2 separate regions of the Homo sapiens genome follow, and region 1 is linked to region 2. A link is an interaction called in ENCODE POLR2A ChIA-PET data of the cell type or tissue named here. Cell type or tissue: CD4-positive, alpha-beta T cell. All regions are shown on one strand. Each heading gives the region's core, and the rest is flanking DNA. Links, peaks and the distances in the headings are about the cores only.

Evidence for each region. Peaks named below come from ENCODE experiments on the same cell type or tissue, not always from the same donor. Only the 100,000 strongest peaks of a DNase experiment are listed, where the experiment ranks them.
Region 1: POLR2A ChIA-PET joins it to region 2 with 5 read pairs; 5 of 35 experiments call an interaction of 5 or more read pairs at or near these places.

What each region holds. Positions count from the first base shown.
Region 1 is chr15:38,504,824-38,516,642 of GRCh38, forward strand. It overlaps RASGRP1 (RAS guanyl releasing protein 1), which reads right to left. Exons shown (of 17, transcript NM_005739.4): 6 at 11,374-11,527; 7 at 7,960-8,133; 8 at 6,781-6,897; 9 at 2,903-3,178; 10 at 1,017-1,097. LOC105370774 (a long non-coding RNA gene) reads left to right here. Exons shown (of 2, transcript XR_001751485.3): 1 at 1-1,493; 2 at 9,031-11,819. Among named protein-coding and RNA genes, the nearest start is that of RASGRP1, 54 kb to the right of the region's middle. In CD4-positive, alpha-beta T cell, for the core only: no CTCF peak of the experiment used is centred there; no DNase peak of the experiment used is centred there; H3K27ac peaks cover 907 bases.
Region 2 is chr15:38,646,870-38,658,688 of GRCh38, forward strand. No RefSeq gene overlaps it. Among named protein-coding and RNA genes, the nearest start is that of LINC02694, 44 kb to the right of the region's middle. In CD4-positive, alpha-beta T cell, for the core only: a CTCF peak has its summit at 6,491; DNase peaks (open chromatin) are centred at 3,672, 4,572, 4,982 and 6,272; H3K4me3 peaks cover 2,890 bases; H3K27ac peaks cover 3,647 bases.

The DNA of each region.
Region 1 (11,819 bases), core at 1,944-9,943, 140 kb before region 2:
TTACAATTGTTCTGTCACTAGGCAGTAGTAATTTTTCTGCTCCATTATAATCTTAAGGGACCACTGTGGTATATGAGGTCTATCACTGACCAAAATGTCATTATGTGGTGCATGACTGTATTTGAAACTCAGCCCAAATTAAAATCTCTCTGAAAAAACAGAATGTACCCTTTCCATTGAAATGCCTCTAACCTGAAAATGGAATCTACCAAATATTTTCAGTGGAATCTTTCATTACAATAGAAAGCTAGAACTTGATCTTTCTGTGTGGAGGAGTGCAATTTAGCCACCCCAATAGATGAGCTGGATTTCTTAAGTGTGGGCAACTCTCTTCCCTTGAGTATCACTTGTTTTGGGGTTTGGAAACGTCCCAGGAGACTGAAGTGATTTTACTTGCCTGTGGGAGGGTAGGGCAGATAACCTGTGAAGTTCCTACTGCAGGCAGTGCCAGGACTGTGTACTATTTTGAGGACTTCTCAGCATAGGAGGTCAAAAGACTCAGCAGACTGTTCTTTTCACCCAGAACATTACAGGAAAATGGGGCTTTTCTATCTACCAACCTGGAAATCTTCAGAAATTTAGCTTCTGATTAGTACGCATATTACTCTCATTATCATCAATGAATCATAGAAAAGAAATTTATGTGGGGACTCTTCTTAATGCGGGGGGGATGTCACTCTGGTGCACAATAGTATCTTCCTTCTCTACTTTGTAAACCACTGACTGATTCCACCACACCTGGCATTCTGATGATATAGTTATTTACTGTTCACTAGTTATTCACTGGTCACACATTAGGCTTATCCCTTCAACTATATCACAGCTTTTTAATGGACAGGAACTATTCCTCAGACATATGTTGAAAAGCTTTCTCTGTTCCTAGCATAAGGTTGAGCACTAAGAAAAACAGTACATGTATTAAACTGAACTGAAAGTCTGTTCCTGAGGATGAATGAACTCGAGGAGAAGCTTGTAAAGCACCTGTTACATGTGGAGTCTTAATATGAAAAACTCACTGGAGCTCTGTGGTTCCTTGGTTCCCGGGCATAGGAAAGCTCATAGATTTCATCCTCAGTGTAGTAAAGATCCAGGGATAACTGCAGATCAAAGCAGAACAGGGTTCATTGCTAAGATGCTGTTTGCCTCTCCCACAGCTGATGGTTCTTTCTTGGATTTTCCTTGCCAGTAGTTTACTCTTTTAGGTTCTAAACAGTTTGTTTTTAAAAGTCACAAAACAGGTATAACACCTACTATTGCAATAGGGCAAGCATTAATTCTCATTGAAATGTTTTTAATTTTGGACATAGGATGCCCTCTTTTTAACTATGATTTAAATCTAAGCCTCTATATAGAGCTTAGGCCAAAGGCCTTGTCTGGACAGATGACTAATACATCACTTGTTCTCTCTCAAAGCAGACAGATGATCTGAAAGGATGGTGTGTATAGTCTGAGACTATTAAATTTGAGTCCAGCAATAAAATCCAGTTTAAATGGTAAGACATATTAATTGCTATTAAGAGTTAATGAGTCTGGGTGCATGGTGGCTCATGCCTGTATTCCCAGCATTTTGGGAGGCCAGGGCAGGTTGATTGCTTGAGCTCAGGAGTTTGAGACCAGCCTGGGCAACATAGCAAAACCCTGTCTCTACAAAAAATACAAAAGTTAACCGGGCGTGGTGGCGTGTGCCCGTGGTCCCAGCTACTCAGGAGGCTGAGGTGGGAGGATGGCTTGGACCTGGAAGATAGAGGTTGCAGTGAGCTGAGATTGCACTACTGCACTCCAGTCTAGGTCATAGAGCCAGACCTTGTCTCCAAAAAAAAAAAAAAAAAAAAAAATAGTGAGTTTCATGTATCTTAGAACTATAAAATTTTAGGAGAGAAGTCCTTAGGAATAATATTATTCTTAACCTTGAGTCTATGGATAGGCTTCAAGGATTTCAGAACTTGAAATTACATGCATATTTAAAAATAAATGGCTTATGTACATTTTTCTGGGAAGAAGGTTCACAGCTTTCATCACAAGATTTATAATCCAAAGAATGTTAAGATTCACTCCATGTTTTTACAAATGATGTCTGAGACACAGACCTGCCAAGGTCACCTGGCTAATAAGTGAAAGGGCTAGGATCACACACCAGCTGATGTGAAGCCCAGGGTTCTATCAAAATGCTGCTGTGAGGCAGAAAGAGGTTATGATCATTATTCTACTCTCCAAAAACAGCAGGTTAAAAACTGTGTAACTTTAGAACTGGAAGAGAAGTTCGAAGTCATCCCAGAGACTAATTCGTTTGAGGAGAGGAATCTTGGACGGTTATATGTCCATAGTCACACAGCTGGTAAACTACGGAATTGCAGGTCTGGAAGGGAGTTCATCATCTGATCTCACCCCATATGCAAAATGCAAATCCTGGTCTCCCACACCATTGACAAGTGTTCATCTTCACTTGAATATCTCCAAGAGCAAAGATCTAAGCCAGGAACCAAATAATAACCCTGGGTGTTTTTTGTTTGTTTTTTAAATTACTGCCTGCCCTTTTTATGAGAGCACATTCATTCTCTCCATCTGTTACCAAGACTTGTATCCTGATTTGCCATCAGCTCCTCCCAGAGAGCTTAGGACTGCTTTTGTAGAGGTAGTGAAACAGTCCTAGAAGTCTGAAGGGCACAGTCTCTAGAGTCCCACCACCTGGGTCTGAATCAAGGCTCTGCTACTTAATAATGTGTGGTCTCCTGGCAAGGTATATCTTTGTGCTTTAGTATCCCTAGCTATATGTTGGAGATAGTAATAGGATCTGCTTCATAGAGCCTTTATGAGGACTAACAGCTAATATTTGGTAAGGGGTATAGAATGGCACCTGGCACACAGAAAGTGCTTAGTAATTGTCCTCCAGTGTGAGCCTCACCGTCAGCAAGTGTACCAAGTCCTTGTTAGCCTCCAAGGGTGGGGCCACCTCTTGCAGCTGGACCAATTCACTGATATGATTGTATAGGGCCAGTAGCTTATGGACGTTCACTTTCCCGTCCTCCAGATAGTCAGGCATGGCTTCATACAGGGAGATGAGGTCCTTGAGATGCACACCCAGAATGGGGATCTTGAAGTCGGTGCACTCTCCATAGGCTCGCCGGTAATTGTCGTAGTTTCTGGAGGAGGACAGCAGCTCAGTCATCTCACCGAGAACCTACAAAGCAGAACAGACCAATCACAGGTACCCGCTAGGCAGTGTGCATTGTCTGTAATGAGGACCTTGCATGTTTGCATCCTGTGCCATGATCTCACCCCATCCAGAATTTGTTGAGCAGGGGGTAATTCATGTAAAAGGTACAGATTATGACTCCCCAGTTAAAACCTCAGCTATGTCAAATATCACAGAATATATTTATAAACACAAGATATGCTTGAATCTGTTATATAACTTAAACATTATAAATCGGGGTTTTATCATTTTTATGTTAAAATTTCCTTCTTTTCAAAAACAAGGACCTGATACAAAAATTAAAAAGGTACAAGAATATATAGTGAACACTATCCCTCTAACTCCTGTCCCCAAGCCATGTGATTCCCTTCCTTGGTGTCTTCTGAATGCTTCCAGAGACACTGCATTGATTAACAGTTGAAATGTGATGTCAGGAAATGCTGACTATGTTGCTGGCATGGGGAAGAGCATGTATTTTAAGAGTGGAGCTTCAGTAGTCTATTGTGTGTTATTCTCTATGAGGTGCTTGATGGGCCTTTCAAGATTCTCAGAATGGGCCTATGACTAGAAAGCAAGTGACATTCCATTCACAGACTAAAACCTTGAACTAAAAAGACTGAATAGACTAGATCAATTCTGAGCAAAGGACAGGAGAGAGGACATTAGAGGTTACACCCTGCTTCAAACCTGGAAGTGGGAACGGCTGCTCACCAGCACAGAAAGGGAGCAGCCAGATCTAGTTTTCTTTTCAATCACTTGTCATTCAAGTCAGCAAGCAGTTCACAGAATCCATTCCCCATGAGTGATAACCAGCTTTCTCAGAAGCAAAGACATGAAGTGACTGTCTGCCAATCATGTTATCATACAACATAAGGAGTCCTCTCTTATCCTTAGGGGGATACAGTCCAAGACGCCTAATTGATGCCTGAAACTGTGCATAGTAACAAACCCGATTGCTGTCAAGTGGAACACATTTCTGTTCATGTTTCCCACCCACAAATGTAATGCCATTCCCATCATGCACTGTGGCCATAACTTTTTGCAGTATGAAGTACAAAAGAGAAACTAGAATGAACTTCTTTTCTTTTTCACAATTTCATAGATGAAATTCCTTCTTACTTAGATCTTAGCAACCTCAGCATATGATTTTTTTCCTTCCTTATTAAGTAAAGAACTTAGAGGAAACACTTTAGGGCTGCTCTTTGGCATATCCAAATTGCCAACATCATTACTCTTGCACTGTGAGGCCATTATTAAACAAAGTGAGAGTTACTTGAACACAAGCACTGCAATACCATGACAGTCAATCTGATGACCAAGACGGCTACTTAGTGACTGATATGAAGGAGTCCCAGAAAGAATGGAATGGGATGGCTTAAGATTTCATCATGCTACTCAGCACAGCATGCATTTTAAAACTTATGAATTGGCCAGGCGTGGTGGTTCATGCCTGTAATCCCAGCACTTTGGGAGACCGAGGTGGACGGATCACCTGAGGTCCAAAGTTCAAGACCAGCCTGGCTAACATGGTGAAACCCCGTCTCTACTAAAAATACAAAATTAACCCGGCGTGGTGGCACACGCCTGTAGTCCCAGCTACTTGGGAGCCTGAGGCAGGAGGATTACTTGAACCTGGGAGGCGGAGATTCCAGTGAGCTGAGACTGAGCCACTGCACTCCAGCCTGGGTGACAGAGTGAGACTGTCTCAATCAATAAATAAATAATAAAATTTATGAATTATTTCTGGGATTTTCCATTAAATTTTTTTTGGACTGCAGTTGACCTCAGATAACTGAAACTACAGGAGACAAAACCTCAGATAAGGGGGACTACTGTAACCCTTTTAGACACTGTGCCCAAACTTAATAAAATTGTGGCCTACGAAGTACCATTTCTCCACAATGAAGAACTTGGAGTTCTTGGAGTCAGACCCCTTCAAATCACTGGGAGATGGCAAGAGAGCTTCTTCTTCATAAACCTCTACCAATGGTGCAGGTGAGCCCTAGGCATGGAAGGGGCTCACAAGACAAGAGTGTAACAGCAAAAATGATAAAGATATTTTTATTCCCCTCCGAAGGTGAAATCAACAACTTGGGGACTTTTGCTTCAACCCTGGACTTACTAATTCACTATGCAGACCACCCTGAGGGTCAAGTAGCTACCGACAGGAAGCACTGCTGTGGGGGGACCCCAAGCTGAAGAGGAGCAAGCTCTCTCTTATAAGCTAAATGACATGAAGGCTTCTTAATCTCTGTGACTATTTCTCTCTGTCACCTCTGAGATGTGGGCAATCTTTTCAACTGTTCCACCTGGTTTCAGCAGAACCGTTAAGGAATGAAGAGGTGACTAAAGATGATGCCCTTTTGATCAGACCACTGGGAAGTGGGGGGCCTCCCCAGAGGCCCAGCATTGTGATAACAGAGATAATAAAAGACTCCCCAAAAGGGAGCTGAACACCTGGGAAAAACAGATGGGGTAATGAGCTTAGGTATCTCTCCCTAAAAAGAGAGTTCCTCTCCATGCTAGTTTGGAAGGATTGGGGCTTGAGTATAGTAAGGTCCTCTTACATGAAAGTGCTCAAAGAGCAGTCATTATCTAACCCATGCCATACATTTATATCCTCGGTATATTACAGTGGTTTATATTTATAACAACAGCTCCAGCTGGACTCAGTGGCTCATGCCTGTAATTCCAATACTTTAGGAGGCCGAGATGGGAGGATCGCTTGAGGCCAAGAGTTGGAGACCAGTCTGGACAACATAGGGAGACCCTTATCTCTACAAAAATTTTAAAAAATAGCTGGGCATAATGGTGTGCACCCATGGTCCTAGCTACTTGGTAGGCTGAGGTGGGAGGATTGCTTGAGCCCAGGAGTTTGAGACTGCAGTGAGCTATGATCGTGCCAGCCTGTGCTCCAGCCTTGATGACAGAGGAAGACCCTGTTTCTATAAAAAAGAGAAACAAGCAAAACAGCCCTATGTCATAAAAGATAAAAGTATATTCTGTAAAATCTAATAATGTAGGAAAATGTACAGGACATTTAAGAAAAATATTCATTAATAAAACATTATGTATTACAAAATGGTATCTGAAGAACTCATATCCAATTATCTGGTAAAATTCAACTATCCGGAATGTCATTCTTCAAGGGTTCTGGATAGCTAAGTTTTTAATATATCACTATATAACTACACTCAATGTGCAAACTGACCTATGGTCAACCGAACCACAATTCCTTTTGAGAACACATTTTAGAGCAAGGAGCTGGAGCGAGGGAATCAGTGTCAAAGATGGTAACTGAATATTCCATGGCCTATGAACATGGGAAGAGGCACACATTGTTTCAACTGGTCCAGCAGGAATGTTTGCAGTGACACTGTCTGAGGCCAGACAAAATCACAGTTACTCTAAAAAATGTGACTTCTCCATCCTATGGATTTCCTTAAGGTTTGCCTCCCTGCCACTTAGCCTGGTTGACAAGGGATGGTGTGGTTGGAAATGCTCTCTGGGCTGCCCACCAAGGAGAAAATGTTGGCACACATCTTGAGAATGCTGCTAAGGGCCCCAGAGAAGACAGTAGCACTGACCTTATTGATTTCATGTGGGACATGCGAACTTGTCTCCTTGAGCCTCGAGATTGAGCTGTGACACAGCCCACCTATCACAGCCATCAGTGTATTGAAGTTCTGTAGTTGGTGGAGCTTCTGTGACACAGAAGACAGATGACAGCAGAGTCACTGTACATGTCAGTTATATGGGGAGCTTAGAGGCTGCCTCTTGTCTCTGTGCCGTGAGTCTCCCTTACGCTGGTTAAAGACTAGTTACGAGGCATTGCAATTTCCTGTCCATGTCTCCCCTTCTGCTTTATTCAGACTGGTGGATTCCACATCTGGGAGGCATTACATCTCTCTCCTTTTGTTGTTGCTGATCTGTGGACCACCTTCTAGATCAGTGCTTTCTTAGAATCACCTCAAGTATTTGTTTAACACAATGGTTTCTGGACCTAACCCAGACATTCTGATTGCCTGGATCTGGGGTTAGGCTTGGAGATCTGTACTTTTAATATACCTTTAGTTAATATCAGAGCAGGTGATCCAAAGTCAGAGCTGTTGACTTTGAGAAACACTGGTCTAGACCATCCAGAGTTGGAGAAAGATATTATTAAGTGTAATCTTTTATTTATTCCAAATTTACCAGACTTTTATTTTTGAGGGTAAGGACTTTGTCTTATTTTCCCATGCAATGCCAGTGCCTATATAGGACAGTAACTGGGACAGAGAAGCTAGAATCTCTGGGGAACTTCAAATATGGGTTCATAGTACTTGTTTTCCTCTTATAAAATGCCCCTCAAACATTAAATGCAGCCATTCAGCACTGCATGGGCTTAAAGACCTAAGACAATCCAGGATGGTCCAGCTCCAGTAAATCTTAGAATTGCCCTTTCCTTTGCCATGTGGGCCAGACTCGGGAAAATAATGTAGGCTGGTAAGCATCTTTTGAAAAATGTTAAAGGTCTAAACAGATCTAAAACTGGATCCTGACCCCTGATATGGCCTGTATGGCCCCCTCCCCTCCACACTGTCCTTGTATGGAAGAAGAGACAAGTCACCATATCTAGATCTGGTTGAAGGCACACAAACCTCTCCACCCCCTCGCCATGGTTCAGGAGGGAAAAAACAGCTCTAATTAATAGACTAAGCTGGAGGAAAAGGGGATAGAAAGTTTACCTTATAGCCCAAGCCAAATGTCTTAAACCAGTTATTCACCTGAGCCACCTGGATGAACTTGATGAAGACTTCTGCTCGGAGCTGCGGCGTGGGGCGGCTGAGAACCATCAGTTGTACCCACTGGGAGATGCCGTTGCACAGAGCAATAGATCGCTCCATGGTGGGGTTTTCCTTCACACAGCTATTTACAAGGTAATTCTGATAATCAGAGAACTGCAGGAAAAGAAACAACAACAACAAAAAAAACCTATCAGTACTGTACTCTGGTATTCCAGAAGATTTAAGGGACAAGTCCAGTCTGCTCAGTTGATGGCTGGGAACTGCCATGGAACAGAGGAGCTCCTGGTGCTCTTCTGCATCTTGGCCACTTGCCAACAAGCATGATGGGAGGGAAATCTTCCTTATTCTACCCACAGCATGATTTCTCTACATCGAAAGTTATTAGGAATAAGTGGATGTGTAGACACATTAGTTAATCCAAATGCTGTATTTCAGTAGATATTGTTACTGACTATTCTAAATTCTAAAGAATACAGTACAGAATAAAGATCAGTATTGCTGCTAAGGTTAAGGGAATAAAAGGTAATTCCCCTGACAAAAACAAATCTCTCTCTCCCCAGCTGTTTTCTTACCTTAAAAATGTGATCATAAAATCTGCCCTATCTAGGACATAGAATTGTTATGAAGATCAAAGAAGATAATGTGTGAAAGCTTTAACTTTTTAAAGTGTTACATATATGTAAGGTTGCGCTAATGGAGTAGTTATGAACCTTATGCTAATACAAGCCTGTTTGTATTTCCTTCTACTCACCAACTGGAGCAGAGGCAAATGGAGTACTTAAAATTTGGTTAGCTATATGTTTGCTGATCATGGTTTCCCAAGTTGACAATAGCATTGACTACAGTTGGCAATGAAACAACATGTGTAAAACTGGAAATGTCCCTGAAGATCTAGTCTAAGTGATGTTTGTAGCTATTGTGTCCCTGTCACAAAGAATCCCTCTGCTCAAATCACAGTCTGTTTCTCTTCAACTTTCCTATGGAAGTCTTTGGTGCTTTTCCCCAATTATTTCCAACTCTTCCCTTCTCAACTCTTCCCTTTGAAAGAAGGTGTGACCATATGACATGGTTCAGCCAGCAGAATGTTGAGTGGAAGCGATGTAACTTTGGAGGCAAAGATGTAAGAGCCAGTGAGTGGTCTGCCATGTTGCCTTCCTACTGCTGCAGAGATCTTGGAAATTCCTGGCAAGATGAAGCCTCCATCATCTGGGTTCCTGGGGAACTCTGATCAGCCTCTGCTGACCCATGTTAGACATGCAGTGTGAGTGAAAAATAAACTTTTGCTTAATTAAGCCACTGAGATTGTACAGGAGGTGGGTGGGTGGGGGGTTATTACTACAGTACACCTTAGTTCTGCCTAAGTAGTAAATATATAGATGAGAAGTCACAACCCAAATAAAATAGCTGCAAATTAACTGAGCCCCATTTTACTGTGCTATATGGCTGCTGATGGGTGGAAAACCTATGAGTAGGACCAAAATCGCTCCTTAAGAGAGATATATAAAGCAAACATCTTACTGGTTCTAAAAGAAAGTAGCCACAACTCATTGCATATATTTTGAATATATTCATTCAATTAATATATTCCAGTGAATACATTTAATACCCCCCTCCCACTATAAATATAACTTTAAATCCACTTGTTTTTTTAAAACAATTATCCCAGTAACATCCTCACTACCCCTAAAGTTTTGTAATAAACAGAAGATATCAAATGCCTTTCAATTCACAGCACAGATAAATTTCCCTCCAACCTCATGTTGGAGAGAAAACTTGTGTTTGGTAAAACTGTTTAGCACTGTACAGGAAAAACAAAAAAACCCTGAGATAGTCTTCTATGAAGGGACCAAGCCACTCAAAAGAAATGAAGGTTGAAACTGATGTTTTCACTTGCAAATAGAACACTGTTCAACCCCTGGGGACACTGGCTGGGATTCCTCGTTCTGCACTGATTTTTCACTTCTGCCTCCACTGATGTGAGCATTGGCATCAAGCAGACATCCTGCAGGCCTGACCAAGCAGCCTGCCAGTTTGACCCCTGCAGAGCTCAGATTTCCTGTGTGATAAATGGCTTTTTTCAGTGGCTCAGCTCTGACTGCTGTCCTTCCCTGTGACGGGGAGGCACTGCCAAATGGGAACTCCTGAGGCAGAGCTTTTCAATTTGGGTCTGGGGTACTGAGGGGTGCAGAGAATGGAGAGTTAATGCTTGGAGAAGTTATTTCCAAATGGAAGCTGGGAGCTTCCTGGCTGAGTGACCAAACAGCTGCGTGAAAACAGAAGGGCTGTCAATATTATGAATGAAAATGTAAAATAACCTTTGTAACCTGATTTGCAGGTCTCCTTCCAGACACAACTGAGCTCAACAAATTGGTGCTGAGTGACTGAGAGAGGCATGTAGTCCTAGCCCCAGCTTTGACTGTAATCAGCTGTGTCGACCTTGTTCAAGTCAGCCCTCTGGGCCTCCATCCCCTCACCAGGAGAATACTGGTCATTTTAATAAATGGACCCAGCAACTAGGTGGTCACTATTTTTAGCACGGAGGTGAAGACTGTATCTGTTGGTAGGGGTAGGGGCTAAGTGGAATAAGGGTTTCATTTCTCAGGAAAGCACATTAGCCAGTGAGGGTCTGTTGGCATCTGACATGTTGACAAGTTCTCTTGCATAGAACTAATATTCTTTGGGATCACATATGGATTGCAGTGAGGAAAGGATGAACCTGTACTCTTTCTGTACCTGATGATCAACTGAAATCTCTCTCCCTTTGACTCTGCTTAGTTGCCCCAGTTGAAAGGTTTTGGGTCAGCACAGCTTATCTCTAGAATCACAGTGACTTCTGGGCCAGGACCACTTCAAGGATTTAGGTATGTTCTGGGCTAGGGCAGTAGAATCTATTTTGGGATTTCCCAGAGCCATTCAAAGCTTACCCCAGAATGAATTCAAACTCTGAGAGGACATATCCTCTCCCCGCCCCCGCACCCCCCCCCCTTTTTTTTTTTGAGGAAGATTTTAAAAAGAGTTGTTGAAGCCTAATGATTATCAGGGGTATGAGGATTATCAGGGGTATGAGGGTAGAATGAGAGAGACAGAGAGAGAGAGAGAGAGAGAGAGTGTGTGTGTGTGTGTGTGATGTGTGCCCACAGTATGGTAACTTGAGTGAGTGGTGGGATGGTATGGGGCGGGGGCATGGAAGAAGAGAGATGGGAGAAGCACAGGAGTCACAATCAAAGGAATTCAGATGGTACTGATTTTTTCAGACTCTATGATGTCTGGCAGGAAAGCCTGCCACGACTTGAGGGGGCCTCTAAGGTTATGAAGCGGATGGGCTGTTGAATTATCATCTTATTTTCAGAAATATCCCAGGGAAGATTTTTCTCCTGCCCCTTGCATACATACCGATATCCTCCGGAAAGACTTGAACTCAAGGTAGGTGAGGTGCTCGGATAGCTCTTCTGGTTCCAGATGGTCAAAGAGCAGGGAGACTTTCCGTTTCTTGCTGGTATTTGATTTTATCCTTTGAGTAAGTTTCCTGGACCAGTCACGGGCATTGCTTTTGTGGGTAAATGTGAAAGGGAGAAGACAGGGAAAAGGAATAAATCGCTTTTTGCAAGTAAATCCATTAACATTTCTCACAAGAATATACAAAACACCATTAGCTAACTTTCCTTGTGAATGCCAAAACAGTGCATTCACAGAGTTTCTCCAAATCAGTTTTTTTCCATGGCAGCCTCCAGGAGGTCTTGCTGGTTTTCAGTGAGCCTTTTAAGTGTGCAGTTGGGTACAGGATAAATGAGTTTACTTTAAGGCAGTGGGAAGGAAGGAGTCTCAGGTATCGGTCAGTT
Region 2 (11,819 bases), core at 2,252-10,251:
CCAACCCTGGGCCGGAGAAGCTGAGACCTTCCCACCCCCTTGGCTATTTCCTTGGCTGACCAGCAATGTAGAGCAGTGAGTGCTCTGTCAACCCAGGGCTCTGAGTGGGCATGATGGAGATGAAGAACAGATTGCCAGCCAACCCATGCTGCATGTTCAGTGTGAGTGTGAAATAATCCTTCTTGGTTTTAAGTCACTATGATGTGGGACTGTCTGTTACCACAACATTAGCAAGTCCATCCCGACTGATACGTATCCCCAGCATCTGGTATGATGCTGGCACCTATAGGTGCTTAATAAATGTTTGCTGAAAAAACTAAACTAGTCTGGGAGAATATTAAATAAAATAGTGTTTGTGAAAGTGTCAGGCATCTAGGGAGCACTCAGTAAATATTAATTGGATCCAAGGAAGGCATCTATATTATGTTTCTTTTTCTTTTTAGAGACAGGATCTTGCTCTGTTCCCCAGGCTGGAGTGCAGTGGCACTGATTAATCATAGCTCACTGTAATCACTAACTCCCAGGCTCAAGTGATCCTCCCACCTCAGCCTCCTGAGTAGCTAGGACTACAGGTGTGCACCACTGTTATGCCTAGGTAATTTTAAAATATTTTTGTAGAGACGGGGGTCTCACTATGTTTCCCAGGCTGGTCTTGAAATCCGGGCTTTAAGTGATGCTCTTGCTTTGGCCTCCCAAAGTTCTGGAATTACAGGTATGAGCCAACCTGCTCAGTCTTAGGTTTCTTTCTAAATGCATACTTCAATTGTGTGTGGGAACGCCTGTCTGGTGGAATGAAAATTAAATTACTAAATTAGATATCATTATCAAGAACAAGAGGAATATCATTTATAGCCAAAGATAAAAAGTGATTACAAAACACATTTCTCAAGCAGAATATTTAATATCTCAAATTAAACAAGCATCCAATAAAAAAGAGTCAGCATTTAAAATTCTGTGGTAGATCTCTTATACTCCAGGTAGGTTGTGTAATTTCTTTCAGAATTACTCATTTAGCTCTTCACTGCCCTCTCCAGGTTCCACAGGTTTTCCTGAGATGGGGAAAGACTCATTTGTTACCAGCAGTGGGGAGTTGCAAGGAGGAGGGATAATGGGTGCTAAAGCATAGGAAATATTTATTTTGAATAGTTTCCTTGGCTTCTGTAATTGTTGCTACTGCCTGCAATGGGCATGACAGCTGAAATAGGGCTTCTTAATAGCTAAACTCCAAGCAAACCTACTTAGTAAGTAAGCAGCCACTAATGTTTATTGAGTATGTAACAATGTCCTAAGAATTTATGAAGGGTGCAAAACATAAATAAAGTTCCTCCCGACAAGGAACTTGTAAAGTACCTGGATGAACTTTGCGTAAGAGGCAACTTGCAAATGTACAAGGGATGATCACTGGTCTGTGTTGGGCAAAGCCCAGGTTGCGTGTGTCGGCCTGTGTGAACACGTATTTCCTTTCTGTATAGAGAATGAATTGCCTCTTGTGTAACTGTGCTAAATGAAGTGCTTGTGTATGTTATCTGCTTTTCTCCTCTAGGAAGAAGAGCTGCCAGGTCCTGGGAGAACAAGAACAGTGCTTTCTCCAAATTTTAACAGGAGTACACGGTGGGAGTGAGAGCTAGTTTTCCTGTAGTAGAAGCTGAAGACAGAGTAAAAATAATTAACTCATGGGAAAAATAAATAAACAAACAATTGGACTCAGCCAGAGGAAAAAGATAGTTAAAACCAAAACATGTAACGCAACCTAGAACAGTCTGTGTAATCTAGCCTCTGCTGTCAACTTAATCTACCATCACGTGCCCCATTATTCACGGGGCTCCACCTTGTATTCCAGTTGTTCCTCTCTGGAACATTTTATGTCTTTTCTCTCTGAGGGACTCAGCTCTTGGTATTTGCCTTGCTCAGAAATCTCTTCCATAGATCTTCACAATGGCCGGCTTGTCTTAGGTCTTAGTTCAAATATCACCCGCTCAGAGAGACCTTGCCTGACTTCCACTATATACATGGAGGGTTTCCAGAACAAATGAAGGTATTGAACAAATGAGCTCCATAAAAATGGAAACAGGGTGCTCTGCTTGGTTTTTCAGAAAAATGGAAATAGCGGCCTCACACATAGAGTTGACATTCCTGAGATTATCCAGTAGATCTGGACTCTGGAGCTCTGAGTCTAAATGTACTGCTATCCAGACAGAGTCTGCAGAGGGACCTCTTGTCATTAACTACTGTGCACCTACAATTTGTTATCAATGAAATGTGTGTAGCTTTTATTTCATGGCCTTGGGAAGCATCCTTAAATCTTTTATCCTTTAGTTTCTTCATCTGAGGTTAACAATATATGTATTTTGAAAGGCTATAGAAACTGGGAAGAAACATTTGCAACTTATAGCACAAAGAGTTAATAACCATAATATGTAAAGAGCTTCAAAAAATATAGAAGAAAAAAGCCAACACATCTATGAAAAATGGGTTGGAAATATGAGCAGAGAGTTCACAGAAAAAGAAAGGAAAATGGATCCTGCATATATGAAAAGACTCTCAACCATACTTTCAGTGAATACACTTTCAAACTTCATTGAGATACAATATTCTCTCCTGTCAGGCTGACAAAAATCTAAAAGATTGACAGCATATTTTGTTGGTGAGGCTGTGGTGAAATAGATGCTTCCATACATTGCTAGTGGGAATGTAAAATGGCATAAGCCTCATGAATGGGAATTTGATATATCTAGTAAAATTACATATGCATTTTCCCTTTGATCCAGTAATCCAACTTCTAGGAATCTATCCAAAAATATGTTGTAAAACTACACAAATACTTTTATATGTGACTATACATTGCAGCATTGTTTATAATAGCAAAAGCTTGGAAATTGGTTGAATAAGGCAATGGAAGGTCCACTCAGTGGAATACTATGCAGCTATAAACAACAAGAAGACGACCTCTGTATTAGTCTGCTTTCATGCTGCTGATAAAGACAGATTTGAGACTGGGCAATTTATAAAAGAGGTATATAATGGACTTACAGTTCCACATGGCTGGGGAAGCCTCACAATCATGGTGGAAGGTGAAAGGCACATCTCACATGGCATCAGACAAGAGAAGAGAGCTTGTTCAGGGAAACTCCCCTTTTTAAAACCATCAGATCTTGTGAGACTCATTCGCTGTCACGAGAATAGCATGGGAAACACCCGTCCCCGTAATTCAATCACCTCCCACGACATGTGGAAATTATGGAAGTTTCAATTCCAGATGAGATTTGGGTGGGGACACAGCCAAACCATATCAACCTCTATACATTGCCATGAAGCGATGACCCCAATAACATGTTCAGTGAGGAGAATTCTTGGCCCTTGTGTATTTTTTTTTTCTTTAAGTAATCTGCATTGAACAAGTCTTAAATTTACAGTTAGAAAAATCAATAGTATATTTTGTTTTATTTTGAATTACCCAGAAGCTCATGAACTTTCTGACCAAAATCCTTTCCCAGAAAGTTTGTCAGTTGAGAACCTGTGAAGTCCAATTCATTTATATGTTAAGATTTGTGCTATGGGATGTTGACAGCCTGGTGAAATTGACCCAGCCTGGCATGATCCTGGAGTCTATTTGAAAGGTGCAGGTTCAGAAAGCAGAGTGCTTCACAGGCTGCCACATTCCTCTGAAGATAATCTGCAGGTTGTACCTGCTGCCACTAGGCTGTTAGGCTGCCTAGGGGATGGTTGCTGGCTGGATTAACCAGATTTGCCATTGGCAGGTGGGAGATTTGCACCCCCAGAATTAGGCTTGCTACTCCATTAAGCTTTTGACCACCTAATTTAAACCATATTATTATTTTCTAAATAGGCAACACATTTACATTTTAAAATGCAAAGAGTACAAAAAGATAGGCCATGAAATGTCTTTCTGACCTGGTTCCCCAGGCATGAAGTTTCCCTCCCAAAGGCAACTAATCTGATAGGAGAATGAGGAAAGGAAGAGGAAGAAAGTCAATAAGGCCAATATTGGGAAGGTTACACTTGAGGAGACCTGGGGCTCAAACCTTCTAGGGCACTGGGAGCCAGTGTAAAATTTATCCTGTCTTGTGGATTTTAGATAATCTGTGTGTATAGGGGAGATATTTTATACAGCAGCAGCAGGCTATCCACATTGTGCCATACCTCGCTTTTGTGTGACTTAATATCTCTTGGTAATTGTTCCATGTCAGTGCCCAAAAAGCTTCCTCATTCTTTTTTTTGCAACTGTTCAGTTATCTATTTATGGTTACATCATATTATATTTAACCCATTCTTTACTGGTGTCTGCTCCCATTTGTTGTTCCATTTTGAGCACCAGATTTTAAAACTCATTCCTATAGGACACACAAAGGATTTTATTTCCTAGGAAGAGCTCCATGGCTCCCTGACTTGCTCAACTGTTTTAAACCCCCACCCCACATGGAATAAGCACACTTCACCATTCTCTCACAACAACAATTAAGTCAACTTATCTTTGAATAAGTAGCTGGGGGTGGCGGGGACACACCCCTGAAGTGTGGGTTTAGGTTTGTTTGATTGGGGCGTGTGCTGGGGTGGGTGGAGCAGGATGAAGAATTCTTCATTAGTGTTTCTCATGTTTGAAGTCAGATCTTCTTTCCTAGCTGGGGCCAGAGTCTTCAAGCTTCTAACAGGAGTTTCTAGAGCCACTGAATCTTTCAGAGAACAGGTACAAAAGCTCTCAGCTGGTGTACGAGCAGAGGAAGCGCCTTTACAAGGGGCTGCTTGGAAATGGGGGCAAACTGCTAAATAAGCGTGCAAAAGCAGAAAAGGGCCCAGGGTATTTTTAAACCTCTTACAAATAGGAGCAAGCCCAAATTTAACACGGGCTGGCTTTTTAATGTGGCTTTCTTTTTCACCCACCTTCCCTTCAAAGAGATGCTTTTTTCTTCTTTCTGCTGAAATACAAGGGCTTAGGGAGCAACTACTCGGTTCCAACAAACAGGGCAAGTTAACACTTGTGAGAGCAACACCCAAGCAGCAAAGGAAGCCGTGTTAAAATAAAACCACACCCCCTTCCCCTCCAGGTGACAAAGATAACCAAACCCAGTCTGGCGTCTATGCTCCAGCAACATGCAGGCTGAAGTGAAGGGCAACTGGGCAGGAAAGAGAAGGCGGAACTCGAGGTCATCCATACTGCCCAATTCCCTTGCTCCCCTCTCTTCCTGCCTCTCCAATTCTCATCTTCACCCAGAGCTGGTCTGATGCAGAAAAGTGAGGGGAACTCACTGTACCCATTTCTCTTTCTAAAATATCTCCTCAGGCACCTTAAACCTTTGTTCTTTCTTCCTCCAAAACAGTTCTCAGGAATTTGATACTATAGGATCATCTATTCTAGAGGTAATTAATAAGCTTTAATGAACTGTTCCTTCTAGAAATATTCTTACCCTTAAGCCAAATGATTGTAAAGGTCACAGGGCATTTCAGGCATCAGCTATTTCATGAATGGGAAGTAGTGTGGGTAGAACCCTAGCATGCTCTGGACCTTAAAATCATATCCTATGATTGGTTACCTCACATATGCAAAACCACCGCAGTCTACACCTCTAAACACACTTAAAACACTCTTTCACTGGTAAATAACCTGCATTCCTATATTCCTTTGCAGAACAGCTTGAGTGAAACCTGTGTTTATATGCAATGGTCGAGGCCAGCGGTGTAGAACATACACGCTCACTGCATTCTGGGACAGCTCTGGTCTCCAAGCCCGGAGGTTTAAGCAGTGTGTGGCCAGGCCATTGAGCTGAGAGCATAAGCTTGGTGATACCTATCAACATAAAAATATTCATCCATTACTTTCACTTATTTATTTTATTCACAATTGTATTTGGCTTGAAGCTTGGTGCTGTCTATTTGGGTTTGAATCTCTATCCAGATTCAGAGCCTGATCTGTGTCAGCCTCTATTCTGGAAGCCCCCAGTTTGGGAAAGAGACCATGCAAGGTACACTCAGGTCCTGCCCTGCTGATTAGTTCATGCAAGAGAAGCCTCCCTGACTTCAATCCCTGGGACTAATTCACTTCAAGAGTTGGAATGAGAAGGCACTCAAACCATAAATATATGCAAAGCAGCAGCAAGCAGATTAGAAGAACCTAGCAGATTAAAAGTAAGTAAGCCTGCAGAACCTCTCGTGCAGCCTCCTCTGCCCTTGTCTGGAAGCCACCTTTCTGCAGCCTGGCTTTCCGTAGCTGTCAAAACCCCAAACTTAAAGCTATTGGCTCAGTGATTAGACTCTGGGTTTTGGGGTCAGGAAGTTAGCTTGGGGAGGTGGGGGGTAGTTTTTCTGCGGCTGTCGGAGCAACCGTAGAAGAATTGTTTGATCTTTGCAGGATTTGAAAATATCTTGCTGTACCATCAGTGGCCTTTGGTAGGCTCTAGGCCACGGTTGGGGGATGTTTTACTTGCCTTTTAAGAATATGACACTGGGTCAGCTACTTAACATTCAGAGGGGCAGCACCAAAGGCCAGATAAATATCTGATGCAAAGAAGGGTAATGAAAGGAGTCTAGGCCTTCATCACGCTAGCTCCTCCCCGGGCCTGGAAGATCCTGAGAGCTTCTTCTAGTGTTCAGGCTTTGAATCATCGAAGATCTTTTAAACTCTGATTGTGAAGAGCTCCAGGGGAAATCAATGAACAGACCCTACGGCGATGTCACTGAATCCCATGATTGTCCGGTAGAAATATTTTACGACCAGCCATTCTAACAGGGGAGACTGTGGCCAGGAGAAACATCTTCCCAGAGATCACCCAAGAAAAGCAATAGATTAAGCCAAGTGCATCCTTTTCCTAAAACCCAGTGGTGAGCTGATAGGCGCTCTTCCCAATGCATCATCCTTCTTATGGCCCCTACAATAAATACAGAGATCTTTAGTAATTTCCTTGTTAAATGAAAACATAATGGAGATGTCTCAGAGTAATGGGTCAGCATGTAAATGCAAATGATGTCCAACCAGGACACTTTGGTGGTTTAAAAAGACAGAGACACAGGGAAGCAAGAAACTAGGATACAACAATTCAAGAAGGAAGTTGGAGAAGGCCTGTCAGCAGGACCGAGAAAGCTGGCTTCAGAGAGAACAGTGGCACAGTAGGATTCCCTAGGGGAGAGCTCGTCAGGACTTAGGGAAACAGGGGAAACACTTCTTTCAACCTTTAATGAATTAGGGATTTCTAGGGCTAGAAAGGGAAAACTCAGCCTGGGCGCAGTGGTTCACACCTGTAATCCCAGCACTTTGGGAGGCCGAGGCAGGTGGATAACTTGAGGTCAGGAGTTCAAGACCAGCCTGGCCAACATGGTGAAAGCCTGTCTCTATTAAAAATACAAAAATTAGCTGGGCATGGCAGTGTGCGCCTGTAATCCCAGCTACTTGAGAGGCTGAGGCAGGAGAATCACTTGAACTCGGGAGGTGGAGGTTGCAATGAGCTGAGATCACGCCACTGCACTCCAGCCTGGGTGATAGAGGGAGACTCCATCTCCAGAAGAAAAAAAGAAAAAAGAGAAAACTCACTCCTCTAGAAACTAAAGGGAGTTGACAACATAGTTTTACATAGGACTGGAAAATAGAAAAGCAGGACTTGAATGAAGATTTACAACCCTGAGGACTAGGTTCTAGACCGGTATCATTCAATAGAAATATTAAGGCCAGGTGTGGTGGCTCATGCCTGTAATCTCAGCACTTTGGGAGGCTGAAGCGGGTGGATCACCTAAGGTCAGGAGTTCAAGACCAGCCTGGCCAACATGGTGAAGCCCTGTCTCTACTAAAAATACAAAAATTAGCCGGGCATGGTGGCGCATGCATGTAGTCCCAGCTACGCAGGAGGCTGAGGCAGGAGAATCGCTTGAACCCGAGAGGTGGAGGTTGCAGTGAGCCGAGATTATGCCATTGCACTGCAGCCTGGGCAACAAGAGCAAAACTCCATCTCAAAAAAAATTAAAACATTAAAAAATTAAAATTTAGAAATATTAATAGAATGGCAGGCACACATATGCAAGTTTACATTTTCTAGTAGCCACATTAAAAGGAGTAAGAAGAAACAGGTACAATTAATTTTATGAATATATTTCATTTAGCTCAATATAGCCAAAATATTACCATTTCAACATGTAATCAAGAATTATTAATAAAATCTTTTACATTGACTTTAACCTTAAACTAATTAAAATTAGGTAGAATTAAACATTTGGTTCCTCGGTTGTACTAGCTACATTTCAAGTACTTCATAGCACAGGTGGCTGGTGGCTACCATGTTGAACAGCACAGGTCTAGTACAAGGCCCTCAAATTACAGAATCTCAAATGATGGAACACTTCAAATTTGGATTTGGGTAACTGAGTTCTGAGAATATTTGTATTTTAACTGAACTTGAGAGTCTATTTTCTCTTGAAAGATTTAGTTGTGTGCACTTGAACAACCACGTGTGTGGGGCTGTGCTGTCCAAGGTGGAGGGGCTGTATCTTTCAGATTATAAGAATGTAGGAAAGGGTTAGAGCCCATAGTAGTCATCTTCATCAGTTGGATAGACTAAGTTTTGCCTCAGTTACAAACAACCTCCAAATGTTTGTAATTTTACCTTCAAAAAAGTTTATTTTTCTCTCAAGGTATATGTCCACCCTGTGCTGGAGAAAGAGGGACTTGGGGAGATGGGTAGACTCTCTGCTCTTTGTCCTCACTCCATGACCCAATCTATCAGAGCAGTCACTAGCTGATCTTTGTTGATCGCCAAGGGCAGAGGAGAAGAGTGCCCTCAGATGGTCCTACAATTCAATACTAGCCCCAGAGGTGATACCAGTCACTTCTCCTCATTGGCTACAACTAGTCTCATGGCCACATCCAATCCTAGAGTGACCAGGATGTGCAATCCTGCAATGTGCCCAAAAGGCAGGCAGAGAGATGGAAAACTTGGTGAACAGGACTACTGAGTATATCCCCACCTTTTTTACTTTGGTTGGCTGTTGTGAAGTTAACTTAAATTATATCCAGGGACCAGAATGGAGTGCCACATTGAGCTTCACTGAAGAATGCAGTCCACATCTGTTTTGCTCAGGAAATGCTGCCTAGGAATTGTACTTTTCTGGTGAAGGGAAGGTCCAGAAAGATAAAATTTCAGGTAGATGAGGTTCAAACAGGAGAAAGACATTGGGGAGCAGTACACTACAATATTTTATTTCTCACTCTGGCGAGAAATCAGAGATGTACCTTCTCAACTGGTCAGGGACAAGAGTAACAATTTATGCTCAAATACTGGGCATTGTAAAGAAGAGAAAGTAAACACAAAGGGATTGTGTTTAGGGTGTGAATTCACATCAAGCATTAAACAATGTAAAAATAACCAAGATTAAGTATGTTTTCAAAGACAGTGAGTGTGAAAACATTAATAAGGGGAAAGCATATTATTTAAAATGGAAAATATTACCTTATTTTTGAATCACAGAATCTTTTTTGTAGCGGGAAATCTTAACCTCATTTTATAGAATAGAAAATGAAGACAGGCTAGATGCATTGCCTGAGATTAGTGCATAGTAAGTAAATGGCCTTGTTGGCATTAAGCTCTAGACTCCTAATTCCCTGATTACTAGTTTTTCTTCCCTAATGAAACAATTTGCATGAGGGGGCTCCTCATTATTTCCTGCCTCTTTCTTCATTTCTAACCTTGTCTTCAAGTCTTGATAGATGAAGATAGATGTGAGTTTTACGAGATCAGGGACAACAAATCTCTCTCTCCCTTTAATTAACATTTCTTTTTGCAGATGAAAATAAAGGTAAGGACCTGTTACGGACTGAATTGTCTCTCCCCAAATCATATGTTGAAGCCCTAACTCCCAATGCTGCCGTATTAGAAGACAGGGCCTTTTAAAGAAGTAATTAAGGTTGGCCAGGCACAGTGGCTCACGTCTGTAATCCCAGCACTTTGTGAGGCTGAGGCGGACGGATCACCTGAGTTCAGGAGTTCGAGACCGGACTGGTCAACAGGGTAAAACCCCGTCTCTACTAAAAATACAAAAATTAGCCAGACATGACGCACGCCTGTAATCCCAGCTACTCAGGAGCCTGAGGCAGGAGAATTGCTTGAACCCAGGAAGCAGAGGTTGCAGTGAGTCAAGATCACGCCATTGCACTCCAGCCTGGGCAACAAGAGCAAAACTCCATCTAAAAAAAAAGAAAAAGTAATTAGGGTTAAATGAGGTCATAAGAATGGGGCCCTACTCCGATAGGACTGGGATCCTTATAAGAAATGGATGAGACACCAGAGAGCCTTCCCTCTCTGCTGTTCCCATGGAGGAAAGGTCATGGGAGGATACAGCAAGAAGCGGGCCATCTGCAAGCCAGGGAGACAGCCCTCACTAGAAACCAACTCTGACAGCACCTTGGTTTTGGGCTTCCCAGCTTCCAGAAATGAGAAAAAATAAAGTTCTGTTGTTTAAGCCACCTGGTCTGTGGCATTTTGTAATGGAGGCCCAAGGCGACTAATACATGACCTATGCCATTATTCTTTCATCTAGTTTTATAAAATGTCTTGCTAGGACATGATTAGCTACCTGAATTCCACAAGGCTAATATTTGTGGTTGGCACAGTATTGGGTGCTGAAGGGGACATGAAATGTAAGACACTGCCTTCAAGAATTGTAGCAATGAAGATATAGACATCACCGCAGTAAAAATCACTGTGGTCTAGAAATAATTCCTGGGCCCAGGAAAAGTGAATTCTGACCGGGAAGTTGAGAAGCTTCCATAGAGGAGGCAGCAGTGGTTGGGTAGGACCTCGTCCTTCAGCTCCCCCGTGCCACGTTATCTCTTCAACTTGATTTATTTGTATGTCTCACACACACACACACACACACGCACCATTTCTCAGTGAAACCAACATGAGCATATTTATTAAAGAAAAACTAACATTGAGCACCAACTATGTGTAAAGTACTTACATGTATTATTTCATAGAAACCTACAACACCCCAATTTTGTATTTTTAGGCCTATTTTGCAGATGAGGAAGCAGGCTGCAGGTAACTTGCCTAAGAGGCTAAACTTAGTGACTGAGCTGGGATTTGAACCCAGACCTGTTTGACTCCAAACATCAGGATATTACTCCTGTAAAATAACAGATGTTGTTGCCGAGTGTCTCACAGAAATCTTTCTTGTAGATCAGGTAATTGGTGGACTTGGCATTTCATTTTACCTGTAGATTTATTATTTTAAACTTAGATGTTCTTCTTTTTCTTTATCAGGGATCATTGTGTGTTTTCCCCACTGATGTAGTCAGGATATCTTTATCAGTGCCTGGCACATGGTAGATATTCAATAAATATTTGTTAAATAATAATAGCTTTACCTCATGAAAAACGTATAAAAAGTAGCTTTAGGGACAATAAACAGACACTTGTCCAACAGATCCCTTTACATGGTTGTAATGCAAAGGGAGAGGATGTCAGAGGATGGAGACTGGTGAAGGGGTGGTTCAGGCTGATGAAATGTTTTGAACTTGTGGAATGTGAGGAGTCAGGGAGATGTGAGGAGCTATCCAGCTGGCACCTGGAAAAGACAGCCTTGATATAAAGATATGTCTGTGGGGCTCATCTCAGAGGCGATAGCTGAGGCTAGGGACAGACAAAATTGAGGGTGAGACCAGGAGATGATGAAAGCCTAGGAGACTTCCGGTTTTTAGGAGGCAAGTATGTCCCAAAGTGAACTATTACACCTTTATTCCTCCCAGTGCCAGCCCCAGAGTAGTCATATCTGTCTCTAACGTTCTTTTCTTCGTGCCTTTGTTGACACTTTTTCTTTCACTT